Linked DNA regions of Homo sapiens: all the other regions are linked to region 4. Evidence: chromatin contacts called from ENCODE Hi-C or POLR2A ChIA-PET data. All regions are on one chromosome and are shown on one strand. The core of a region is the stretch at or near the end of the contact, and the rest is flanking DNA. Distances in the headings are between cores, read along the strand shown. Region 1 overlaps LINC00578 (long intergenic non-protein coding RNA 578). Region 2 overlaps LINC00578 (long intergenic non-protein coding RNA 578). Region 3 overlaps LOC107986053 (a long non-coding RNA gene). Region 4 holds the start of LINC00578 (long intergenic non-protein coding RNA 578).

Region 1 (5,903 bases), core at 2,984-5,483, 210 kb after region 4:
TTTCAAAAAGTTTTTCTAATGCAGTCTTTTATTTCTCTTATTGGTTTACACATATTTGTCATGAACTACCACCCAAAGAACAGTTTTATAGCCATACTCAGCACCAGGTTTCATTACATCGATTGTGCAGATCAAGAAACCCGTAGTAATAAGGACATGGCAACACAGATAAGCAGCTCCAAATCCTTACACATTGGCCAAGCAGTAAGGGGCATTCTGATTTGCTTTCAAATGTCTATTCAATTTGTTCAAATGGGCAAGAATTCCCTCACAACTCAGAAGACATTTCTATGAAATATTTTCATGCCTTTGGATAATTTTTCAGCAGTAAAAATGGAGGAGAGAAGAGGCTGAAAGGAAAAAAATATATCTCTAATTTTCTTCTGCCCTAGATATAAATATTTTCTTATATATGTTATTTTCTAAGATGACAGAAATAAGGATGCACCAGTCTTCCCAGGTCTGCTCTACTTGATAACGGCATCAAACAATCAAACAAACAAAACAAAACCAAACAAAAAAAGAAAAAAAGAAAGGAAGGAGAGGAAAGACCCACTGTGAAAAATATGAGCCTGCCACGTTCAGACCTTAAAACTGAGCAGGAGGACAGGGTACAGTGGAGAATAACACTAAGTTATTTAGTGCTAAGAATGTCAAGGTATAATTTTCAAAAAGTTAAAACAGGGCTCTCAAAACAAATATAGAATGAGCATGTGTCAAAGATATTATTCAACTCATTAATTAATGAGAGAAAATCATTAAGCTGGTTCAAAGAGCATTTGAGGAGCTGAGTATTTATAGGCAGTTTAATAAAGGAATGTTAAATTAGATTGCTAGGTTACAAACAAACTAGTAAATCTCCGGTAGGATAATAAATCATAGAATTTGGGGTTATTTTTTTCTCTTAGAAAATATTGCTTCTGTAAAATAACGTGGAACTTCACAGAGCGTGAACCCTTAATTTGTATTTTAAATAGCAAAGGCAAGTCATGGTAGATTATTTTAGAAAATAAGTAATCCCCAAATGAGCCTCTTAAACACTGTCTGAGTGTGACATTGAAATAACATGCAGTTATTTTTTGTCCTTGTTTATAAGTTATGGATAATTTTTCTTAACAAGTGATATAAGGAATCCTGAGTTGATCATCTAATAATCTGTTACTTTTTTTTTGGACAGCATGATGCTTGATAGTAATGAAATTTCAATCAAGTTTCTATCAAACTTTTGTCACTTCCTTGATTTTTTTTCAACATTGGTAGTTGGCACTCATGTACTTTGCAACTTATAAGTTAGGCTCAGTGATTGTTTCAGTTCCTAGCAGCCTGGCTTGCTCAGCAGGAAGCGTGTAGTGACAGTGAGAACCTATTCCACCTTCATATGCAAGGATGCTAGGATATTGTGAGGTTAGCTACACCAAGCCCCGCAAACACACACACACACATGTACACACACACACAATGGGAGTGATGGATCCAGACAAGGATGCTAGGATATTGTGAGGTTAGCTACACCAAGCCCCGCAAACACACACACACACGTACACACACACACACACGTACACACACACACAATGGGAATGATGGATCCAGACAAGGATGCTAGGATATTGTGAGGTTAGCTACACCAAGCCCCGCAAACACACACACACACGTACACACACACACAATGGGAGTGATGGATCCAGACAAGGATGCTAGGATATTGTGAGGTTAGCTACACCAAGCCCCGCAAACACACACACACACGTACACACACACACAATGGGAATGATGGATCCAGACAAGGATGCTAGGATATTGTGAGGTTAGCTACACCAAGCCCCGCAAACACACACACACACGTACACACACACACAATGGGAATGATGGATCCAGACAAGGATGCTAGGATATTGTGAGGTTAGCTACACCAAGCCCCACAAACACACACACACACGTACACACACACACAATGGGAATGATGGATCCAGACAATGTTATGAGGAAAGGAAAAGTGCAAATCTTCCTAGACTAAGATAACCTTCATTTGAGTTTCCTGATTAGCTAAGCAATAGAACCAAAGACTTTGCGTTGTACGGGACCTTAGAGGTCACCTATTCCCACTTCCTTGTCAAAGCAGGAGTTTCCAGAAAAGTCTTTTTCTGTCATCTTTGTAAAATGTAAATCTGATCATGTCACTCTCTTGTTTTAATATCAGTCAATGATTCCCCATTGTCCTCAGGATAAAGTCCATATTCCCTAACATGACTTACAAGGTCTGGCCCCTCTTATCTCTCTCTACTCTCAGATTTCTTCACTCTCTCCCATTGCACTTTTCCTGTTAACATATGGATTTATTCTAGTTTTCCAAAAGTGTTATTTTCTGGTTAACCTCGGTGTATAGGCTGTGTCTTCTCTCTGGACAGTTCATAGTTCCCAAGGCTGGTCTGAAGAAGAGCCTGGGAATTCCACCCAACAGTCCTTGTTTTCTTCTTAGAGTAATAGTCAATGCCTTTTATCCTTGAGCTAAAACTATATATGAAAGAATAGCATAGAGTTGGTAGATCAGGAGATTTAAGGAATGACAGAAGTATAGCACATTGCAACTTTGGCTGGAATCTGACAAAGTCACTCATGGTGTCTTTTTGAGAACAGTAAGAAGGGATGCAGGTTGGTACTTCCCAGTACTGTGAGTGAAATTCATAACTGGTTGAAAACAGAACCCAAAGGAGGCATGAGTATGAGGTCAACTGCATACTTGAGAGTGGTCTCTGTCTTAACCGACCACATGTCACTATTTTCAACAGTGTTTCAGAGGTGGATATTAATGGCATGCTGATGAAATTTTCAAATGGACTCAAGTTGGGAGAAGTGAATATTTAGATGAAGATTAGCTGACAAAGTGCTCTTGACAAATTGAAATAATGAGTTATATCTAACCAGACAAATTTTAAGTGGATAATCATAATGAAACAGCACAATGATAGGTTGGGGTAGGAGTGGGGAAGAAGATTTGGATCAAATAGTTGGTGAGTCTAGTTGGGAGTAAGTTCCACTTGAGTGCCCAGGGCAACATGACTTGCAAAAAAGGTTAGGTTCCTTGGCCGAGTTAATAAAAGCTATTATTTATATCAAAGAGGGTTTTAAGTGTCTTTCTTGTCTGGCTTGCCCAACTTGATGGGAGCCTGCATGTGGATTTCCGGTATTGTATCTCAGCATGCTGGCCGACTGCAGTGTTGGAGAGACACACACAGCCTGGAGAGGGACAGGAAGCTCTGTGGTGGAAGGTTGGTTGAAGACATCTGCATTGTTTAGCTTGGAAACTATTACTTAGCTTATAACATTAATTGCTAAGGATTATTTATTTGTAACAAAAATTTACAATGAGAAAAACCCTCCAATACACTTCAACTGAACTAATTAATCAGTGTGGTTTATGAAATGTTTGAATTGGTCACCCATTACTATCTTTGTATTAAAGTTTACCATGATCTTTTCAAAGAAGTGTTGAGAAAGAAGATAATTTGGATTTATGGTGTGTCTCTTAGAATTTGGTCTCCTGCAATTCTCTGTCAATAAATTTGCTTGGGGAGTATCTGTTCTTCTGTGCCAATAAAAAAGGTATGAGTTTTATAAATAATAATAGTCCACAGGCTTGAATGTGCAAAGCTGAAACTTTCTATCTCTATAAATGAATTTAACGCTCTCTAGTTCCTATTTCTGCTTTTAATGGAAAACTTAATGTTATCACTTTGACAACATTCACTTCTAGTTTAAATCGAAACTAAAATCTAAATTTGGTCTAAAATTCAGTCTAATCAGAATTTTCTTTGCTTCTTCTGCTTCCCCGGAGTTCCTGGCAGGTTGGTGTGGCATAAGGAAAGAAAATCTGATTTTCCTGTTTGTCTCTGATCTCTGTGGTTCTCACAGAGGGTGTGTGGGGGGGGTCTCCTTCCATTTGGTCTTTGGTCTTCCCTCCATGGAAGGTTTATGCACCCTGTATCCTCTGACCTGGAACTGTGAGTGGTAACCCCTTTTCTCAACCACTTCTGTGACTTTTTTTGTATGCGCATTGGGATTGTGTGCCTTCTTAGGTACTCTTGGCTCTTTTCCACTTACCACCCTGCAGAAATCACAGCTTTGGGAACTGCACCTATATTCCTCCTTCGGCCCTTTGACCTACAGCTTGGCATCGTGTCAAACTCAGGGCTTTGCTGTGAGCTGCGCAGTATCTGAACCGCATTGTGGAAAGCCAGGAAATGGGCTCTTTTTCTCTGAAATCCCCAGTTCTCACCTGTGACTTCTGGTGTGGATGCTACCAAGGTCCTATGAGAGATGGCATTGTCAGTGTGCCAAGCCACTTCTCAGGTCCTCACAGCATGCAAGCTCTTACAATTATTATTTCTTCTCCAAGTGGTAGGAAAGCTGCTCTTTGCACAGCTAGTTTCCTCTGAAATGTTTCCCACTCCATGAATGCTTTGTTCTGAATTTTCCAGAATTTATCTTTTGTAATTCAAAGCCAAATCTTCAGAATCTCCAATAGTTTTGTTTTTTCTTGTTCTCAAGTGCCTGCCTCTGCTAATGTCATGAATCAGTTGTGGAAATGCAAAGCCCAAAGTGTACTCTATTTTCCCCACCATCAGCCTCATGTACCCCTCTATAGACTGCAGAGAAAAAAAAATGGCTAAGAAGGAAAAATACAAATGTTTCCATTATATTGGGCAGGAGAGGAGGTGGTAAGGTTAACATTGGAATTGGAGTGGGAGTGGGAGGCCGTTAGGTGGGAGGGGTGAAAACTATTGTTGGGCTTGTGGAGCTTGGAAAATCTCCTTCTGTGGTTCTGATATAATTCTTGCCTCTCCCTAGAACCTCACTTTGTGAGGTTCAGTGTTTACCAGTGTCTTTCATTGTGTGACACATTCTTCAATAAGCCATCGTGTATTGAGAAGCGGGCTGTGGGTCATTGTTCACTGCACTTCAGGGCACTCATCCTTTCCTCTGTCCCTAAGGAACACAAGAACCACACCTGTCTTTTCAGCATCCTGTCTTGCAAGCCCAGTCACACGGTGGGTGCTCTGGAAATATTTATTGTATGAATGATTGAAGACGGTATGAATGACTGAAGACGGTATGAATGACAGCCAGGTTTAGTTTTGGGAAAAAATTATATTCAAGACAATTGAGGAGGTGATGCTATTCTGGATTAGGAAAAGGAGAGGGGAAAAAGGGAAAATAGCTTCTATATTCCAAGAGACTCATATTTTGAAACCCAAGATGGCACAGAGAGTATTGAGTTGTGTTTATTAGGGGCTGAGCAGTTTCTAGTGTCTGATAGCCAGAACATTGCATCTGCCTTCCCCTCTTATCCCCTCTGCAATAAGACATGAAGTCTTGGTTAATCTATAGGTCCTTGAGCAGAAGTGTCCTGGGTTATCCAGTCCTCAGCATCAGCAGTGTTCATCTATTGATCAATTGGAGCCTCAGTCAGGATCTTTGAACAGCTTTCCTTGGGCCAAGGGCCAGCTTCCCCAAGTGAGTGTTCTGCATAGAGGCCTGCACACCCCAGCCAGGTCATACCACCTAAAGTCACTCCACGGAGGTAGACACAGAAGGAGGAAACAATTCCAAACCAGGAATTTGTTTCCCCAAAATGTTTCTATCATTGATTTTCGCATTTATTTTCTACTCTTAAAACCATTAATAACCATGAAGCTGAAATAGATGCCTGGTTAGTTTCAAATCAGTTCTGTGACATTATTGACTTCATTCTATATCAGAGGAATAAGGAGAATTTTTGGGGAAATTATTTTAAATTCTGTCCTACTCTGTCTTACCTTATCTTTGTACTTCTTGATTTTTGAAAGCAGTGTGGTAGTGAATCATTAGCTATACTATCCTCACAAGCCCATGTCAGATTTTTTAGT
Region 2 (5,913 bases), core at 281-2,780, 240 kb after region 4:
TAACATGGCATTTATTTTATTTCAGTGACTGTCTACTTGGTTCTTCATGGCTAGATTCTGAGTCCAGGTGATCATGGATGGGTTTGTATTGATCTGAATATTTCTTGAGGCTAGAACTGCTTAGCACAATTGCCACTTCATATAAACTTAGTTGATTTAGAATTTACAATAATTTGAGTGACAAACAAAGAATTTTTAGACTCTAAGCAAAAGTAAAAGCAAAATCATATTGAGGCTGGGATGCCATTTGGATAGACAAAAAACCTTTTCACCACTGTATCTCCTGACCAAGAAGTGAAGAAGTGTCCCTGGCATACTTGGATAAATGACTGAAATAGATATATAGAAGCTTTTCAGAAGGATTATTCTTCAACTCTCAATATGTTAATTTGAGAACATGCATATCTAATTATTAGTTATTAAAACAGGTCCTTTAAAATTAAAAATACTCCAAGTACTTGAAAGTAACAAAACTGGAGTAAAAAATAATAGAGTAGACATTTGACAGTTTCTCCCTCTATTGTTCTCAGTTCTTGAACATGGTTAACTAACATACTCACACTTCATCTATTGGTTGACATTCAGGAATAAAGTACTTGCAATGTTTAGATTCTTAAAAATACATTTTATGTATCAAACCTTTCTGAAAACCATTGTTAATGGATAATTATCTAGGATGCATTGCTCATCTTCCTGTCTTATTAAACAGTCTATCAGATATGACCTAACCTTTTCATTAAGACTCAGCACCATCACTTTATTATTTGTAAACTGTTGGGTCACAGAATGGTATCCTCAGGTGTCTGAGCTTATAAAAGGCTGTGGCTGTTTGCCTGATTTCTCTTTTGACTTTTCCTCTGCCATTTCCTATCATTTGACTGGCTTCCCTGGGTCTGCTTCCTACATACAGTCCATTGTATGTTTAATTTCATGTCCTCCGTTGGCTAAAGACATTCTGTTGGTTTCATGAATCCTTGAATATGTCAATTAGTTCTGGCCTTTATGGCTCCAGGGTGACCTTATTTATCGTCTGCTATAAAGTCTATAAACCTGATCTAAGTACATTCCTCTTCAGTGCTAGAGTCTTTTCTTTTTTGTTATTGTTTCTGTTCAGTTCAAGAGGGAAAATGTATTTGGTTGAGTTTCTAGAGAGCTGTCTGCTGAATATGTGAGACGATTATAATTCACAACAAAGACTATAACCTACTCTGTTATTTTGAAGGAAAAACATTTTAAAAGGCAGCTTCCTTTGGGAATATTTCTAGGAATAGTGACTTTACATATGTATGAATGTGTGTATATATGTATATGTATATATATGCATATATATTTATATGAATTCACTTATATTCTATTATTTCTGAAAAAAATATAAGGCAGCAGTAGTGACACTAGGAAAAGAAAAATGGGTAAAATTCATAAGCCTACACAATGGTTGCCAACACTTCCCTTTTATTAACTTGGCAGCCTGGTATTTTGCAGGGTTTTTTGAACACAAACACCCTGAAACTCATCATCGGGTTGTAGCAGGATGTCCCTCCTTAGGCCGTGAGTAACTGCTGGGGCAGGTGTGGTTTGGGTACAGTTACAGTCTTGGAGGAAAAGTTTAATTTTGTTCTTTAGCTATCTGGTGATGTTTTTTCAAAGGCATATATAAGGGACACCACAGACCACTGATGTGTGCTTTCAACTATTAATTTATAAGAAGTGTTTTGAGATAACCAGAAATAGAGGAGTCAGAGTGGTCTAAAGGGAAATGACTCAGGCATCCTTTTGAAAAGATACCAGCTAATGAAACCGTTATCTTTCTGACTGGCCCCAGGCTGAGGTTTTGCCATGAGAGGTCTTTCAGCGTTAATTTAACCAGGACAGTTGCTGTTTTAAAAGGGTTTGCTAGCCAGCCTGCCGGATCTGACAGAAAGAGTAGCTGCCTCCCCTGGTGTGATTTAAAGGGCAGTAAAAGTTCAGCCAGCCCCTGATCTCCTCCCCAGTGGCCTTACTTCACTTAGAAATGTTCATGATTAGAGATACTCCATTGGGCAAAGACCTTGTCTCCAGAAGGCACTAATAAACAAGACTATATTTTACCTGAATTTATCACTAATGCCCTTTCTGAATTCATGAGCAGATGAGTGAGTTAGGCAACCAGCTGGAGCAAAGCCTGATGATTGAGACATGAGATGGGTACACTTATGATGAGAACATCTGAAGCAAGAGCAAGTGGTATTGTCCCTGGATGATGTGGGTAGTAAGGGGTGATTAAAATTTAAAGCCATTGGACCTGAGGAGGGGCATTTGCTGACTATAAGATAATGACAAAAGGGGAGATAAGAAGGTGAGGTTTATTTTACAGTATTGCTCAAGGCTGGTTTTGCTTCTTGGAGTAACAGATAAGCTTATGAAGAACAAACCCAGATCTTTTACTATTATTGACCTTTTCCAATCAGATTATATAATAATTTATAAATAATAACTTTCTTGGCTTCCTGACTCAACATGCCACCTAAATAGCTAAATTCTTTTGAGTTCTTGGTGACTCATCTTTGCTCTTGACTCTGTGACTAGACTGGTTTCCAACTTAAAGTATTTAAAGAAATTCAGCATCTAGTATGTCTTCTTTGTCTTGCTCCAATCTTGTGCCCCAGTTCTAGATTATTTTGTGCTCTTTGTTGCTGAGGCCAAATACTCACTTCGCATCCAAGACATAATCACTAAATTCCAGCTCCATTCATTTATTTATTCATCAAATATTTATCGAATGCTTGCTTGGTGTCAGATACTGTGCTAGGCACTAGAAATACAAGGGTGAATGAAATATGGTCTTTGTGTTTTAGAAGTTCCCTTTAGTGCCCGAGAACTTGCTATGACACTCTGCAGTTCTTGGGGCCCTCCATAATTGGGGTCTAGACTTGTTGAAAACCCCTATCTCCCTGATTCTCTTCCTTTTCCTGAAGAACTGGGATCTGCCCCAGAACAACACTTCATGACCAGAATCCAACTGTCATGTATGACCAAGAGAATATAATTGAAGGTATATGGGGGTTTGGGCTTTGAATGTTTTCAGGAGAAAAATTAATTTAAAAACACTTGGAAGGTCTCCAGAGAGGCTTTGAAATGTTTCTGTTTGTTCCAAGGGTTGTACATTGTCCTCACAGAAGGGACTTGGGATTCAATTGACTAGAAGAAACAACCATTTTAAGACTTCTGCATCCTTGGAATTTCAACCATTAAGGAAAGTCCTTTGGCAGATTGCTTTGTGCTTTTACATGATTGACTGCTTCCTGTGAAGATAATTTTGACAAGGAAAGCTGTTGGAGCTATGACCTTTGACTTATGCTGCTTAGATTCTAAGGGCAATAATTTAGAGGAATTTAAAAAAAAAATGTATGTTAGAAGTGTTGCCATTTCACTAAGATAGTCAGCAGAGTTCCTCTACTTGTTTTTTCATAATCTATGATGTTTTTAGTGGGCTTTATATAATTAAGAAAATGCAAACAAAAGGCTCGATTCCTGCTCCTTGAAGCAATCTTTCCCCATCTCTAGCCCCCATAATGTATTTTCTCTTTGCCTTGCTCTAAAGTTTCTTTTTTCTTTCTTCCGTTCTTCGTTTCTGTTCTTTTTCCTCCTTCCCCCATCCCATGCATCTTTCTTTCTCTTTCTCTCTTATAGCTAATTTTCCACCAAAGATTACTACCTCCTTTCCATAGAGTAGAGCTGTTGCTAGGAACTGTTGCTCAGCTAGGATGGTATTTCTCAGCCCTTGTATCTGTGTGGCTGCTTCTTACCAACACAATGAGAGCAGAAGAGGTGCAGGTCACTTCTGGGCCCAGGTAGCTAAGAAGTAGCAGGCCTCTTCATGCTATCTGCTCCTGCCTGTGCAGGATCCAGCACAGGAGCCATGGCCATGAGAGGTGGCGCCACAAAATGAAAGTTGCCTGGGTCCCTGAAACACCACCTAGATGACAGCCACTTCCCCTTTAAGAACACCCATCAAGGTGGGTGAGAAATAAACTTGTAAGGTGTCAAGAAACTAAGAGCTGGGCATTTATTTTTACTGTAACTAGTATTACTCGCTTGATACTACCTGCTTAGTACAAATTAATAGAACTAGCCACTTACTGTGACACAAAGATGAATGAGACAGTGTTTGCTCTACAACCTAGAAGTTTGGAGGAAAGAATGCAAACAATTATAATGCAAGTCAGAATTTAATCACTTAGAAGTTTAATAAGACTCTTTGAGTTGCAAGTAACGGTCATCCGATTTGAATTGGCTTCATCAAAGGGGAAATTCACTAGCTGGGTACTCATATTATTGATAAAAAAGATTGAAAAATCAAACAAAGAGTCAAGCAAGGATGTAGTTGGTTACAGGAAGAAACTGGCACCGGAGGACTTACATGCTGCTAGGACTCATTCCTTACCAATCAATTATGGTCAGGGGAGTGGGACCATGAAAGAAAGTGCAGTTCCCGTGGGTATTACAGGATTCGAGGTCGGGGGCTGGAAGGAACAACACCCAGAAGTAGAGGAAACCTCTTTTATTCTTAGAAGAAGGGAAGCGTATTTAGCAGACAAAATAATTGGTTTCCTCTACAGATGGATTAATTATTTGCCAACTCACCCCCCTCCCTGTACTTTTTTTTGGGTTTTTGTTTTGTTTGGTATCTTTTGCATTGTTAACACTTCCTGCTTTTATGTCTGGCTCCTGAGCTCAAATTAGATCTTTTCTTTTTGTCCTTCTGCCTTCCCCACCCCCAACAGTGCGTTGCTTATAACAGGGGCTTAACAAAAAAAAAAAATTTTTTTTGACTGAGAGAATATAATTAGAGGAATATAGTGGGCTCAGGTCTCTTAAAGTTGTGTCAAAGACAGACACTCTCTTATCACCATCTCCTGCTCCTTTTCGTGAAACTTCAACTCCAGACAGCCAAGGCTTCTGAAGATGCCTTTTGCAAATAGCCCCCTTTGATATACTATTTCTCTGGTGTTCTCCTTACTCTTGTTTCCCTTGGGAGCCTGGTCTCTTTCTCTCAGCCAGTCCAGAGTCTATCATCCATGCCTTGACAGGTTCACAGCAGGTCCCCTTTCTGCAGGGAAGCCTTCCTAGGCCACCACGTTGCATACTGGCTTTTGCGTCTTCTAAATTCTTATCACTTTGAACCAACTATTGGCAAGTAAACATGTTTTGTTACATTGTCCTTGTAAAAACTACAAAGTATATTATCTCAATTTTATTTTTTTTCTCCAATTAGATTGTAAACTCTTTGAGGAGCAAGAAGACTATCATAGACTCCATAGGAGCTGATACAATAGCTTGAATGATAGACTCCTAATAAGTCTTTGCCAATAGATTGAATCCACTCCTGTTATCAGTTTCAAGATGGTTATCCCATTTGTATGATAGTTGAGACTCTCCAAACATTCCTATTAGTACAGTGGTTTCTTAAATGTGTATATTTTCCTTTCATTTTTATATTAAAAGGATCTGCCAAATGGTTAAGTGGAATATCCTATTCCAGGCATTTTTTTTTTTTTCCAGATACAACCTTAGAGATAATGAAGTCTATTGCACAGAAAGAAACTGGAATCAGGCTGTTTATTGACTGCAGAGAAGTAGCGTCTCTTGAATGGTTAATGGCAATTGTTAATTAGATTGCTTTTCCTACACTGCCCTGTGTGGTGGTGGATGGCATACGTGGTAATCTGAGTGTGGTAAGCATGAAAAGCACAGAATGTGTGAAAGCAGGTGAGAAAAGGCTGGGCTGGGGGAGATGAAGAGCTACCACAGTTTCTGATAGGCTGAGTGTGCAAAGATCAGGAAATACCTAGATCCAGAATACGGAGGCATTAAATATTTGAAAACAAATTTACCTCTCTGTTTCCTTCCTCTCAGCTGCACCGTACATCATCT
Region 3 (5,938 bases), core at 1,483-3,982, 190 kb before region 4:
CCAGCACAGCCTCAGATAAGGGACAAAAGAGAGTGGATGTAGAAAGCACACCTGTCAACTGCCATGGCCCACAAGTGCCTCCCATCGCCCTGCTCACAACGCACTGGAGAGAGAGCTCTCTATGGTCCCTTCCTAGATTCAAGGCACATGGGCTATGCAAGCCAGCAGTGTGCCCAGGAGGGCAAGAACATGGCAAATGGGAAGCAGCTAGCCAATCTCAGAAATTCTCAGTAAATATTTGTTAGATTAAATGAACTACTTCTTATGTATTATTATAATTTTTTTTTTGAGACAGAGTCGTGCTTTGTCGCCCAGGCTGGAGTGCAATGGCACAATCTCCGCTCACCACAACCTCCGCTTCCTGGGTTCAAGCGATTCTCCTGCCTCAGCCTCCCAAGTAGCTGGGATCACAGGCATGTGCCACTACACCTGGCTAATTTTTTTGTATTTTTAGTAGAGATGGTGTTTCACCATGTTGGCCAGGCTGGTCTCGAACTCCTGACCTTGTGAACCGCCTGCCTTGGCCTCCCAAATTACTGGGATTACAGGCGTGAGCCACCGGGCCTGGCCCTAAATGAACTACTTCTTTCTGACTTCTGTATATTGAAATGAATCATCCTAGACCTTACACTTAGACCTTGCTAAAGCTGTGGTAATAGCTCCCTGTTTATAGCTCCCGGAAAACATCTGTATGTAACAAGAAAGTCTTGGTGACACAATTCCTTAACCCAAGACAATGGATTGAGGATGGTGAGAAGGGAGTAGACCTGACCTATACCCTCTGAAGTGGCATTTATATATGCAGTACTTGACTATTGTGACTACTAATATATTTTTACCTCTCCGGGAACAGCAACTCCCATGAAGTGTGTATTATTTATTTAACACTTATGTAGCGCTTGTCCTCTTGCAGGAAATCTTCAAAGCATTTTACTAATGTGAAATGGTTGAATTCTCATAAGCCTATGAGGCACCGTTTAGCTCCATATTGTAGTCGGGAAAACTGAGGCACAGAGAAAACAGGAAACTGCCTAAGAATAATAGCTCATAAACAATGGGGCAGAGTTTCAAAACCAGAGAGTTGGGTTCCAAAGACTGAGCTCGTAACCACCATACCATGCTATCTGTCCTCATGTAAGCCTCTCCCTCTCTTTTGCCACGCTTGAGTTTGCACTCCGGGATATCATATACACAAGTACGGGTTTGGCTAACATTTTTATAGAGCCACTGCTCTTTCATATTGTTTCTAGTTGGCAGTTACAAATAGAAATGGAGCCTGATGGCCAGGCACGTTGGCTCACACTTGCAATCTCAGCACTATGGGAGGCCAAGGTGGGCAGATTACTTGAGGTCAGGAGTTCGAGACCAGCCTGGGCAATATGGTGAAGCCCCGTCTCTACTAAAAATACAAAAATTAGCTGGGAGTAGTGGTGCATGCCTGTAATCCCAGCTACTTGGGAGGCTGAGGCAGGAGGATGGCTTGAACCCGAGAGGCAGAGGTTGCAGTGAGCCGAGATTGTGCCACTGCCCTCCAGCCTGGGCGACAGAGCAAGACACCATGTCAAAAAAGAAAGACAGAAAGAAAGAAAGAAAGAAAGAAGGAGAGAACGAGAGAAAGAAAGGAAAAAAGGAAGAAAGAAAGAAAGAGAAATGGAGCCTTATAAACATACATTTCAGGCTCAACAATCAAATTCCAGAAATCGGCCGGGCGCGGTTGCTCACGCCTGTAATCCTAGCATTTTGGGAGGCCGAGACTGTAGATCGCCTGAGGTCAGGAGTTTGAGACCAGCCTGGCCAACATAGTGAAACTTCATCTCTACTAAAAATACAAAAAAATAGCTGGGCGTGTTGTCGGGCACCTGTAATCCCAGCTACTTGGGAGGCTGAGGCAGGAGAATTGCTTGAACCCGGGAGGCGGAGGTTGCCATGAGCTGAGATCGCGCCACTGCACTCCAGCCTGGGCAACAAGAGTGAAACACCGTCTCAAAAAAAAAAAATTCCGGAAATTCTTAATACATTTCCCAATTCATGTTATGTCATCAGACTTAAACAATGAAGAGAATTCCAGGCTCTAAGAACAAGCCTTTTATCCTTACCTTACAAATTATATTTCATTCATTCATTTATTCATTTTATTCAACCAATATTTATTAAATCCCCTCATAAGCCATAAGAGACAATTGTGAGCAAAATAGACGTTGTCCATCCTGTCATGAGCCTTGTGGCCATACTTGAATCAAATATGCTTACAAATGCACAGAAAATTACGACTGTAAAAGTTCTGTGAAAAAGTGTAATCATATAAATTTGCATGATGGGGAATGCAAATAAGTCTGAAGAGGCTTACTTCCCTAAAAATGTGACATTTGAGTAGGAGTTAAATAAGTTGAGGGAGGCATGAGAAGGGAAGACTATTTCAAGCAAAAGAAATAACCTTTGTAAAGGTTCTTCAAAAGGAAGAAGATAGTAGTTTGGAAGGAATTGAAGAAAGACAAATGTGAGAGGCAGTCAGTGAGCACAGGAGAGGGAGGCATAGGAAGATTAGGGTCCCAAGGGGGTTCTCAGGTCACAGTGAGGACTTTGGTGTTTTTCCAAGAGCGGTGGAAATCCAATGAAAGATTTTAAGTGGGAGGGGCCAGGCGCAGTGGCTCACGCCTGTAATCCCAGCACTTTGGGAGGCCCAGGCGGGCAGATCACGAGGTCAGGAGTTGGAGACCAGCTGGCCAACATAGCGAAACCCCGTCTCTACTTAAAATACATAGCGAAACCCCGTCTCTACTTAAAATACAAAAATTAGCCATGCGCGGTGGCTTACGCCTGTAATCCTAGCACTTTGTGAGGCCGAGGCGGGCAGATCACGAGGTCAGGATATCGAGACCATCCTGGCTAACACGGTGAAACCCCGTCTCTACTAAAAATACAAAAAAATTAGCCGGGCGTGGTGATGGGCGCCTATAGTCCCAGCTACTTGGGAGGCTGAGGCAGGAGAATGGCGTGAACCCGGGAGGCGGAGCTTGCAGTGAGCGGAGATCGTGCCACTGCACTCCAGCCTGGGCAACAGAGCGAGACTCTGTCTCAAAAAAAAAAAAAATTAGCTTGGTGTGGTGGCGCGTGCCTGTAGTCCCAGCTACTCGGGAGGCTGAGGCAAAAGAATCGCTTGAACCCGGGAGGCGGAGATTGTGGTGAGCCAAGATCGCGCCACTGAACTCCAGCCTGGGCAACAGAGCGAGATTCTGTCTCAAAAAAAAAAAAAAAAAGGCCAGGCACAGTGGCTCACACCTATAATCCCAGCACTTTGGGAGGCCAAGGCGAGCTGATCACCTGAGGTCGGAAGTTCAAGACCAGCCTGGCCAACATGGCAAAATCCCGTCTCCACCAAAAATACAAAAATCAGCTGGGCGTGGTGGCGGGAGCCTGTAATCTCAGCTACTCGGGAGGCTGAGGCAGGAGAATTGCTTGAACCCAGGAGGCGAAGGTTGTGGTGAGCCAAGATGGCACCATTGCACTCCAGCCTGGGCAGCAAGAGCGAAACTCCGTCCCTGCCCGCCCCACACGCCCCCCCCCCACCCCCCCCACAAAAAAGAAGAAGAATTTAAGCGACGTGATCCTTTGCATTTTAGAAAGATCTTTCTGGCATTCAGATTTCAGGGGTACATAGTGGAAACAGGTAGATGAGTTAAGAGGCCAGTGCAATGGTCCGTACATACTTACATTTATGCAACTGGCCACTGAAAGTATGTGTGAAGTTGTCCTTACCAATCCCCCTTGAAACTCAAGATACAATAAGAAATTTTCCATACTGACTTGTATTTTGCTTGTTTCAGCATGGATGGCCCATCTTTCCTTGGAAAAGACACCTTTAGGACTCCAAGTGTAAGAAGGCATTTTGCGGGTATATCTTCTTTTCCCATTATAATTTAAGATTGATAACATGGAAGCAGCAGGTCTTATAGAGGGCATCCAGATAACTGGATAATAAAAAATTGAAAGGTTATATAAATAGATCATTGACTATAATAAATATTTATAGTACCCATGAGTGAAAGGAAAAAGCATATAAAGAACCATCAGTGAAATGAGAGATGATTCTAGAGTTCTTTCTTTGGGGATAAGGGTACTATTTTTTGGGAGGGAGGCTGGGCTCTGGCCATATAATCTGGAATATTTTCTTTTTGAAACTCATGTAATAGTTCAAGAATATTATTCTAGGATGGGTATGAGGTGGCCCTTCGGTCAGAGATACTTGTTCCTGCCTTATTGATTATCCATCCTTAAGGCATTGACCTTAGTAAGTTTTTGTTTGTTTGTTTGTTTGTTTGTTTTGGCAGAGTCTTGCTCTGTCACCCAGGCTGGAGTGCAGTGGCACGATCTCGGCTCACTGCAACCTCCTGGGTTCAAGCGATTCTCCTGCCTCAGCCTCCCGAGTAGCTGAGATTACAGGCGCGTGCCACCACACCTGGCTGATTTTTGTATTTTTAGTAGAAACGGGGTTTTGCCATGTTGGTCAGGCTGATCTCAAAGTCCTGAGCTTGGGTAATCTACCCGCCCCGGCCTCCCGAAGTGCTGGGATTACAGGCATGAGCCACCGTGCCCGGCCTACTTTAGTAAGGTTTATAATGGTTAACTAGCCAGCAGGAAGGAAAATTGGAGAAGTAAAGATCAAACCTGCTTCCTTTAATAGCACAACCCACAGGTTGTCCGTGTTGCTTCTGCTCACACCTCATTAGCCAGTATTTAGTCACATAACCAAGAGAGACTGGAAAATCTAGTCTGTTACTGGAGAAGTGGAAAACGGATGCTGAGGCTGGGCTGGGCACAGTGGCTCACGTCCATAATCCCAGCACTTTGGGAGGACAAGGCAGGAAGATCCCTTGAGCCCAGGAGTTCAAGCCCGTCCTGGGCAACATAGGGAGACCTCACCTCTATTTAAAAAATTTGAAATTTGCTGAACATGGTGGCTCATGCCGGTAGTCCTAGCTGCTCAGGAGGCTGATGCTGGAGGATTGTTTCAGCCCAGGAGCTTGAGGCCACATGGAGCTATGATTGTGCTATTGCACTCCAGCCTAGGTGACAGAGTGAGCACTTGTCAAACACACACACACACACACACACACACACACGAAAAAATAGAAAAAGAAATTAGATATTGGGAACAGACAGACAGCATTCTCACCCACAGAGCTGAGGTTAAATGAGGCTACATTTATAGAGCTTACTGCCTATTAAGAAAAAAGACATTAAACAAATAATATAAATCATAGCTGTATAATACAATTACTTTAATTATAAGTAAAAGCACAGGTGCTATTAGGGTCACTAACAAAGGAGTCAAACCTAATCTGATGGAGCGATGGGAATGGGAGTGGGGGTCCGTGGAATACTTTTCTGTGAAAATAACGTCAAGACTAAGACCTGAAGGAAGATGAAGAATGAGCTAGAAGAGAATCTTTTGCAGAGGGAATCAGAATGGACTATGGTACATTCTAGGGACTCAGAGACCATAACCCTGAGAGAAAGGGTGGAGGAGGAAGGGCTCACGTGTAACTAGAAGTAGCTGGTGGGAAAAAAGATTGACTGGAGCTGAGTGTGGAAAATAAATTCCTTGAGGAGTTAATGATGCAATTTGCCTGACAAAAAGATCATCCAGCTGCAAAGTGGAGAAAGTATGCACTGAGACAAGACCAGAAGCAGAGAGATCAGGTGGCAGTAAACCAAGTGGAGATGGAAAGATTTTCTATGTCTGAAAATATCTTTATTCTGCCATCATAAGTAAATGCTGCTTAGACTTGATTCAAAATTTTAGACTTCAGTCAGGTACAGTGGAGAATGCCTGTAGTCGCAGCTACTCGGTAGGCTGAGTAAGGGGATCGCTTGAGCCCAGAAGTTTGAGGCCAGTCTGGGCAAAGCAGCAAGACGATCTCTAAAAATAAAAAAGAAA
Region 4 (6,279 bases), core at 757-3,256:
ACACTGATCGTAAAATAAGCATCTGACATTTCCTGCAAATGCTCTATTTCTTAATACAGAGTTAACCTGCCAAAAACATTGTGTTTATAATCTAAATATTTGGATCATAAGCCAAAAGGGTGGGGGAGTCTGTCTTCCTCCATATTTTGCACAGTGACATGTCTAAAAATGTTAATTATGATAATAATAAATAATCAGAAAAGAATACGTTGGAGGGAAAGTATGAGGAGTCTGGGAGGCTAAATTGCATTAGTTATGAGAATTATTTACGGGAGAAAAATGAAGAGATGCCTCTGGATTGCCCATCCCCTTGCAGATATTTTCCTAGTTTTCATACCCACAAGACATGCTTCATTCTGGGACAGGTGAAAGTGTTGTAAAGACTGATGCCGGGGTATCGGCTGGAACACCACTCAGAAGGTACAAAGCTTCCTGAAGGTCTAGTGGGGATTATGTTTTGTCTGGGAACAGGTTGAAAACCCAGAGCACTGTCTCTGGAGTCAGACGGACTTGGGTTTGGGTCAAGATTCTAACAGTTCTAAGTGGCCTCTCCTAGCCCATTTCCTCATCTCTGTTACAGGGTTAGTAAATGCTTCTGTGTCAAAGGGCTTGTATGAGCGTTGAATGAGATTGTGCACAGAAAATACTTGGCATGATACTTGCATGCAGAAGAACTCAACAAATGTAATGATGGTGGCGAGGATCACTGGAATCTCCCTCCTTTAATTGACAGCTGCGCTGGGCCTTCCCTGATGCTCGGGACCTGGTGCCCGGGGCATGCCTTCTGTTGTGCCTTCACTCCTGCAGAGGCATGCCTGCTTCTTTCGTGGACCATATGTCTCTTTTTCTGAGACAGCCTCAGCTTCAAATATTCTGATCCATTGTTTCCACAAATCAGTGAATTAACAGAGAAGTCCAGTATTTGATATATAGTAACTGAATGACTCAGGTCAATAATACAATAAAAACATGTGTCACCAAAAAATGAGTCACAGGCTGAAGAATTGATACATTAATGGGGACACATGTGTGCATGCTAGCCCACATTCGATACAATGATGTGTGTGAATGTGCTGTTGTTTTAGCTGTAAAGGTGAAGAATATTATACTTTTAAAATCTTGCCACATTAGGGGCAATGCTGAGGTGATGGACTGTAATGGGGTGGCTAAACGGTGACTATTTCTACTTGCTACTGAATGCACTTGGGGAATTTAAAATAAGTTTGAAATTGTTTCAGAGGGTCAGAATTATTTTCGTTAAAATTTTAATTTAATTTTATTTTAACATCAAAATGCAGAATGATTGCTAAAATTTGATTGGATAAGACATTTTATAAGAATTCACAAAATCAGACCAGACCAAATTTAATCTTGAAACGGTGTCTAGACTTTTTATTTGGAAATTATGATTAACATATTGCTAATCAAAATTCCTGAAGCAGAGGCCTTTGTCTATACTGAAGACTTACAAAGGAGAGTGAGATGTATTTATTTGAGATGATGGCCACAAAGCCCATGTGGCTTGCATTTGATAGAATGATAATGGAGTAGCATTCTTAAGCCTGTGATTAATTGCAACAAGCCTTGGAAAGCTACTTGAAAAACTATGCTTTGTTTATAGTATTTATTTCTTTGATTCAAGAATTGTTCCAGTTGCAAAACTCTCCTAGGGCACATGTTCAAATGATTAATATATTATTTATATGGAAAATAACCTAGAATAACAACTAAACTAAAAGCAAATAGTTGCCTTAGTACCAACCTATGGCACAAGACCAATTAGGATAAAAAGAAGATGAGATCCCCTTCTTGGCTTTGTGTTCATACATGGTGAGGTATCCTCAGAACTATGTGTGATGGTACCCCTCTGGAGGCTGAGATAGAAAGTTCCTTAATGATGGAGACTAACAATCTTTAGCAGCAAAGGAAGAGACTGGGCGTTTTATACATATATGGTCATGATTTGGAGACTTGTGAGGAAGGCCAAAGTGGATTGGCTGTGGTCTCGGTGTAGCACGATGGAATCTGGTGGCTTAAACCTAGCTGTCCACATTTCACTATCTGAAGAGCAGAAAATGTGTTAATAGGAGCCTGGTGAGTGGAGGAGACTGAAGATGGAGAGAGAGCCTGGACCTCAACATGAGCATCTGGAGCCATTTGGCAGCATTAGGCTGTGACCGCTTAGAGAACCGAAAGGTAAGATCCTCCGATTAGTTCCTCTTTTTCTGAGTTTATGTTTGCAAAGCACTTTCTAACTATAAAAGTTTCCTATTTCAGTTTTCAAATAGGGAGAATCTGCACTGACCAATGTTTGGTGTGTTCATCAACTTGGTTATAGTTGTCAGTGTAAATTAACTCACTGTCTGGATAGAGGGGAGAATGAAATGACTTATTCTGTGCCAAAGAGAGACAGAGTGAAAAACAGACTTCAGAAGGCTTGAAACTCAGGCCTGTTCTCTGTCTCTAACATGCTTTCATTAGCCTGTAGAAGCTTGAGAGACGCACAGACACATCTTGCAACATCTTCTGGCTTCTCGATGTGCATTTATGTGAGTGTGGGAGCCATGCGTGTGTGTATGCTGGGAGAGGAACCCCCATCTCCTCCTCCCCGGCAATGTCCCCGCTCTCTTTAGATCCTTATGAGTTGACTCAGTTCCCATGGATGGATGCTGTGTGCAGAAGCGGGCCACTGGCCCTGGGCTCCACAGCTGGCTTCAAGCTCTGATCTCTGTGTTCATTTCTCTCTGTAATCTCAGTCCCAGCAGACCTCTCATCTTCCTGGGTGATTGAGTGTAGATTCTAGTTTTATTCTTTTAACATTTTTATTTACTGATGAAGGAAAATCCTAATTTATTTTCTATTGGGAAAAAAAATATGGACCAACCCCATAAAACCAGAACATTGGCAACTACTGCCATTTTGAATCCCAGTTCTACAGAGTTTGGAGATTTATTAAATTTTTCTAGTTAAAAGAGACCTTAGAGACCTTCGAGTCCACATGAGAACAAAAGAAATATATTTTATATTGCAAAATGCACACACATCCACCCACCAACACAAACAAATATTCATACAGACACACACAACTGAAAAGTTTTTTTCTTTTTGAGATGGAGTCTCACTCTTTCACCCAGGCTGTAGTGCCGTGGTGAGATCTTGGCTCACTGCAAGCTCCGCCTCCCGGATTCAGGCCATTCTCCTGCCTCAGCCTCCCGTGTAGCTGGGACTACAGGCGCCCACCACCACACCCAGCTAATTTTGTTTTTGTATTTTTAGTGGAGACAGGGTTTCACTGTGTTAGCCAGGATGGTCTCGATCTCCTGACCTCGTGATCCACCCGCCTCAGCATCCCAAAGTGCTGGGATTATAGGCATGAGCCTCCGCACCTGGCCAATAAAAGTTTTTAATGAAATAAACTGCTTACTGTATGGGGTTTATATTGATATTTTCTATTCTATTTCATGAAAACTACTACTGGTCACTAACCAATTAAGTTGGTTTTAGAGTCACCTAATTGTGTGTCTGTGGGGTGGGCTTGCTGTGTTTAACACTTAACCTCTGCTTCAGTCCATCTCCTAATTCCTGTCTTCTTCCAATTGTAGGGGCAGGGACCAAATGGGACTTATCCACCTTATCTGTCACTGAACTGGGGCGTTATGATGACTAATGCAGAAGGAACACAAAGTAAGCTAGGAAGGCTGGCATGAAAACAGAGAAATGTAATAAGTGCCTGAGAGCAGAAACAAACCTGGTAGGCAGTAATGCAGCCTCAGGCAGGGCTGGCAAGAATGTTTTGAGTATCCTTTAGAGATCTTCAATGCTGTCAGTTTTCTACGTGTCACTGAGCTCCAATTCCCTTATCCGGGGCACAGTAGAACCTCCTCTGAGAGAAACTAATGTTGCTGACTGAAGGTCATGGCCAAAATCATGGTGTGCACACACCCCCAGGGTCACATTCTTTCTGATTCAGTGATAATTATACTAAAATAATAATAGAAATAACTGCCATCATTTCTTTCTTTCTTTTTCTTTCTTTCTTTCCTTCCTTCCTTCCTTCCTTCCTTCCTTCCTTCCTTCCTTTCTTTCCTTCTTTCGTTCTTTCTTTCTTTTTTTGAGACGGAGTCTCACTCTGTCACCCAAGCTGGAGTGCAGTGGCACAATCTCGGCTCACTGCAAGCTCCGCCTCCTGGGTTCACGCCATTCTCCTGCCTCAGCCTCCCGAGTAGCTGGGACTACAGGCACCCACCACCACACCCTGCTAATTTTTTTTTGTATTTTTAGTAGAGATGGGGTTTCACCGTGTTAGCCAGGATGGTCTCGATCTCCTGACCTCATGATCCGCCTGCCTTGGCCTCCCAAAGTGCTGGGATTACAGGTTTAACATCATTTCTTAGTGATTATTATGTACCAACATGTTATGTACATTATCTTATTTAATTTTTGTATGAATCTTATGAAGTAGGCAATATTTCACTCATATTACAAATGAAGAAATGGAGACTTGTGGCAGGGCCCGGTGGCTCACACCTGTAATCCCAGCACTTTGGGAGGCCGAGGCAGGCGGATCACCTGAGGTCAGGAGTTTGAGACCAGCCTGACTAACATGGTGAAGCCCCATCTCTACCAAAAATACAAAAATTAGCCAGGCGTGGTGGCACACACCTGTAGTCCCAGCTACTCAGGAGGCTGAAACAGGAGAATCACTTGAACCTGGGAGGCGGAGGTTGCAGTGAGTTGAGATCGTGCCATTGCACTCTAGCCTGGGAGACACAGCAAGACTCTGTCTCAAAAAAAAAAGAAAAAAAAATGGAGACTTGGAAAGATTAGATAAGTGATTTGCTGAATGTCACACAACTAGTAAGTGGCAGAGGTAGGATTTGAACTTCAGTCTGCCTCCTTTGTTGTGTCTATTCAACCGCAATACATACATTGTATTGTGTATGTATGAAAGTGTTCAGATGACCTTTAGATTTGAGGAAACACTTTCATTAGGAAGTTGTACCTCCCCTCATTGCAGAATTGCCAGTGTTTTCTGGAGATCTGCTGCCAAAATGGGTTCTTATATCCTGCTGTTCCAGAGACATGTATAGAAACCAGACTAAACACAATAACCTTTCTTTCAAAGAATGTTTTCTGAAGATAGTAGACAAAGTTTAAAAATTCTCCCAATTGAAAACACTGGTATTTCTTTCTTTCTTTTTTTTATTTAGATGGAGTCTCGCTCTGTCGCCAGGCTGGAGTGCAGTGGCGTGATCTCGGCTCACTGCAACCTCTGCCTCCCGGGTTCAAGTGATTCTCCTGCCTCAGCCTCCTGAGTAGCTGGGATTACCGGCACCTGCCACCACACCCAGCTAATTTTTGTATTTTTGGTAGAGACGGGGTTTCACCATGTTGGCCAGGATGGTCTCCATCTCCTGACCTCGTGACCCGCCTACCTCAGCCTCCCAAAGTGATGGGATTATGGGCGTGAACCACTGTGCCTGGCTACACTGGTATTTCTATGTGTGTGCTACCAGCAAAGACTAGACACAAGCTAATGTTTATAGGGGGCAAAAATCCATGTGTTATATGTATGCTTGCACTTCTATTTTCAGAAGATTCTATGGGAGAAAGTTCTTTAGTAAATCAGATCAAAATGTAAACAAAACCTAGTTTGCATGTTGGAAAATGTAAAATGGGAAATTAAAACATAATTGTGAAAGGCAGACAGACTTTTATTTACTTAGTACCATATTATAATCACAGTGATTTAGGCCACAGGCTTTACTTGAATAAAACAAAACCTTGGGATTATAAGTATAAATGTGAGTCCAATGCTTTAATTTGCTAATTATGCTTCCTGGTGATAGAGGGAGGCTTATCATCTGTGTGGGTGGGGTTTTATTATGTTATTTTATTGACATGAGAAGAAGAGGCTATAAAAATGGTGCAATATTCCCACTTAGTACACAGATTTTTTTAAGCCTGAAGTTAGTAATTATGAATAAAATTAAAATCCATTGCATATTAGTTGTAGAAAATAATATATAAACTTAATTACATCTTCTAGGTAGCAATTATTTATTCTATACTAGTCATCACTAGAGAAACAAAATACATAACAAAGAGGTATTTATGAAAAGGATAGAAGGAGAATTATAGGGCTGTAGAGCTGGGGTATAGTATCTTAAAGATGACATTGTTGTTGTTTTTTGGATAGGAAAATAGAGTCTGAGAGTGCTTAGGTAGCTTGTATAGGTCACACAATGAGCAGTGGCACAGCCCAGGGTAGAGAAGCCA

Evidence for each region. Hi-C counts contacts between places; a loop is a spot of excess contacts on that map. ChIA-PET counts read pairs that join two places held with the same protein, here RNA polymerase II (POLR2A). Pooled maps may share reads with other maps.
Region 1: a loop to region 4 is called in a pooled map, with 2.2 times the contacts of the local background. The contact joins the enhancer-like site here to the promoter of LINC00578 in region 4. A Hi-C loop is called at or near these places in 1 of 50 pooled maps. POLR2A ChIA-PET finds 5 or more read pairs at or near these places in 2 of 52 experiments (CD4-positive, alpha-beta memory T cell and OCI-LY7).
Region 2: a loop to region 4 is called in a map with no recorded cell type, with 6 times the contacts of the local background. The contact joins the enhancer-like site here to the promoter of LINC00578 in region 4. A Hi-C loop is called at or near these places in 1 of 168 maps with a recorded cell type or tissue (endothelial cell of umbilical vein), 2 of 37 single-sample maps with no recorded cell type and 1 of 50 pooled maps. POLR2A ChIA-PET finds 5 or more read pairs at or near these places in 1 of 52 experiments (RWPE1).
Region 3: a map with no recorded cell type shows a loop between it and region 4 (6-fold over the local background). The contact joins the enhancer-like site here to the promoter of LINC00578 in region 4. A Hi-C loop is called at or near these places in 10 of 37 single-sample maps with no recorded cell type and 4 of 50 pooled maps. POLR2A ChIA-PET finds 5 or more read pairs at or near these places in 1 of 52 experiments (OCI-LY7).

What each region holds. Positions count from the first base shown.
Region 1 is chr3:177,643,803-177,649,705 of GRCh38, forward strand. The region is part of intron 3 of LINC00578 (long intergenic non-protein coding RNA 578); the gene reads left to right. Among named protein-coding and RNA genes, the nearest start is that of LINC02015, 170 kb to the right of the region's middle. Within about 2 kb of position 4,234, at least 4 of the 41 ENCODE cell types and tissues checked have a DNase peak (open chromatin) inside an H3K27ac peak, as active enhancers do.
Region 2 is chr3:177,678,086-177,683,998 of GRCh38, forward strand. All of the region lies in intron 3 of LINC00578 (long intergenic non-protein coding RNA 578), which reads left to right. Among named protein-coding and RNA genes, the nearest start is that of LINC02015, 140 kb to the right of the region's middle. Within about 2 kb of position 1,531, at least 6 of the 41 ENCODE cell types and tissues checked have a DNase peak (open chromatin) inside an H3K27ac peak, as active enhancers do; they include endothelial cell of umbilical vein, where a contact is called at or near this core.
Region 3 is chr3:177,244,744-177,250,681 of GRCh38, forward strand. LOC107986053 (a long non-coding RNA gene) reads left to right here. Exons shown (of 3, transcript XR_001740576.2): 3 at 3,825-3,890. Among named protein-coding and RNA genes, the nearest start is that of LINC00501, 47 kb to the right of the region's middle. Within about 2 kb of position 2,733, at least 2 of the 41 ENCODE cell types and tissues checked have a DNase peak (open chromatin) inside an H3K27ac peak, as active enhancers do.
Region 4 is chr3:177,439,915-177,446,193 of GRCh38, forward strand. It overlaps LINC00578 (long intergenic non-protein coding RNA 578), which reads left to right and starts at 2,007. Exons shown (of 4, transcript NR_047568.1): 1 at 2,007-2,196. RefSeq lists an enhancer at 1,905-2,034.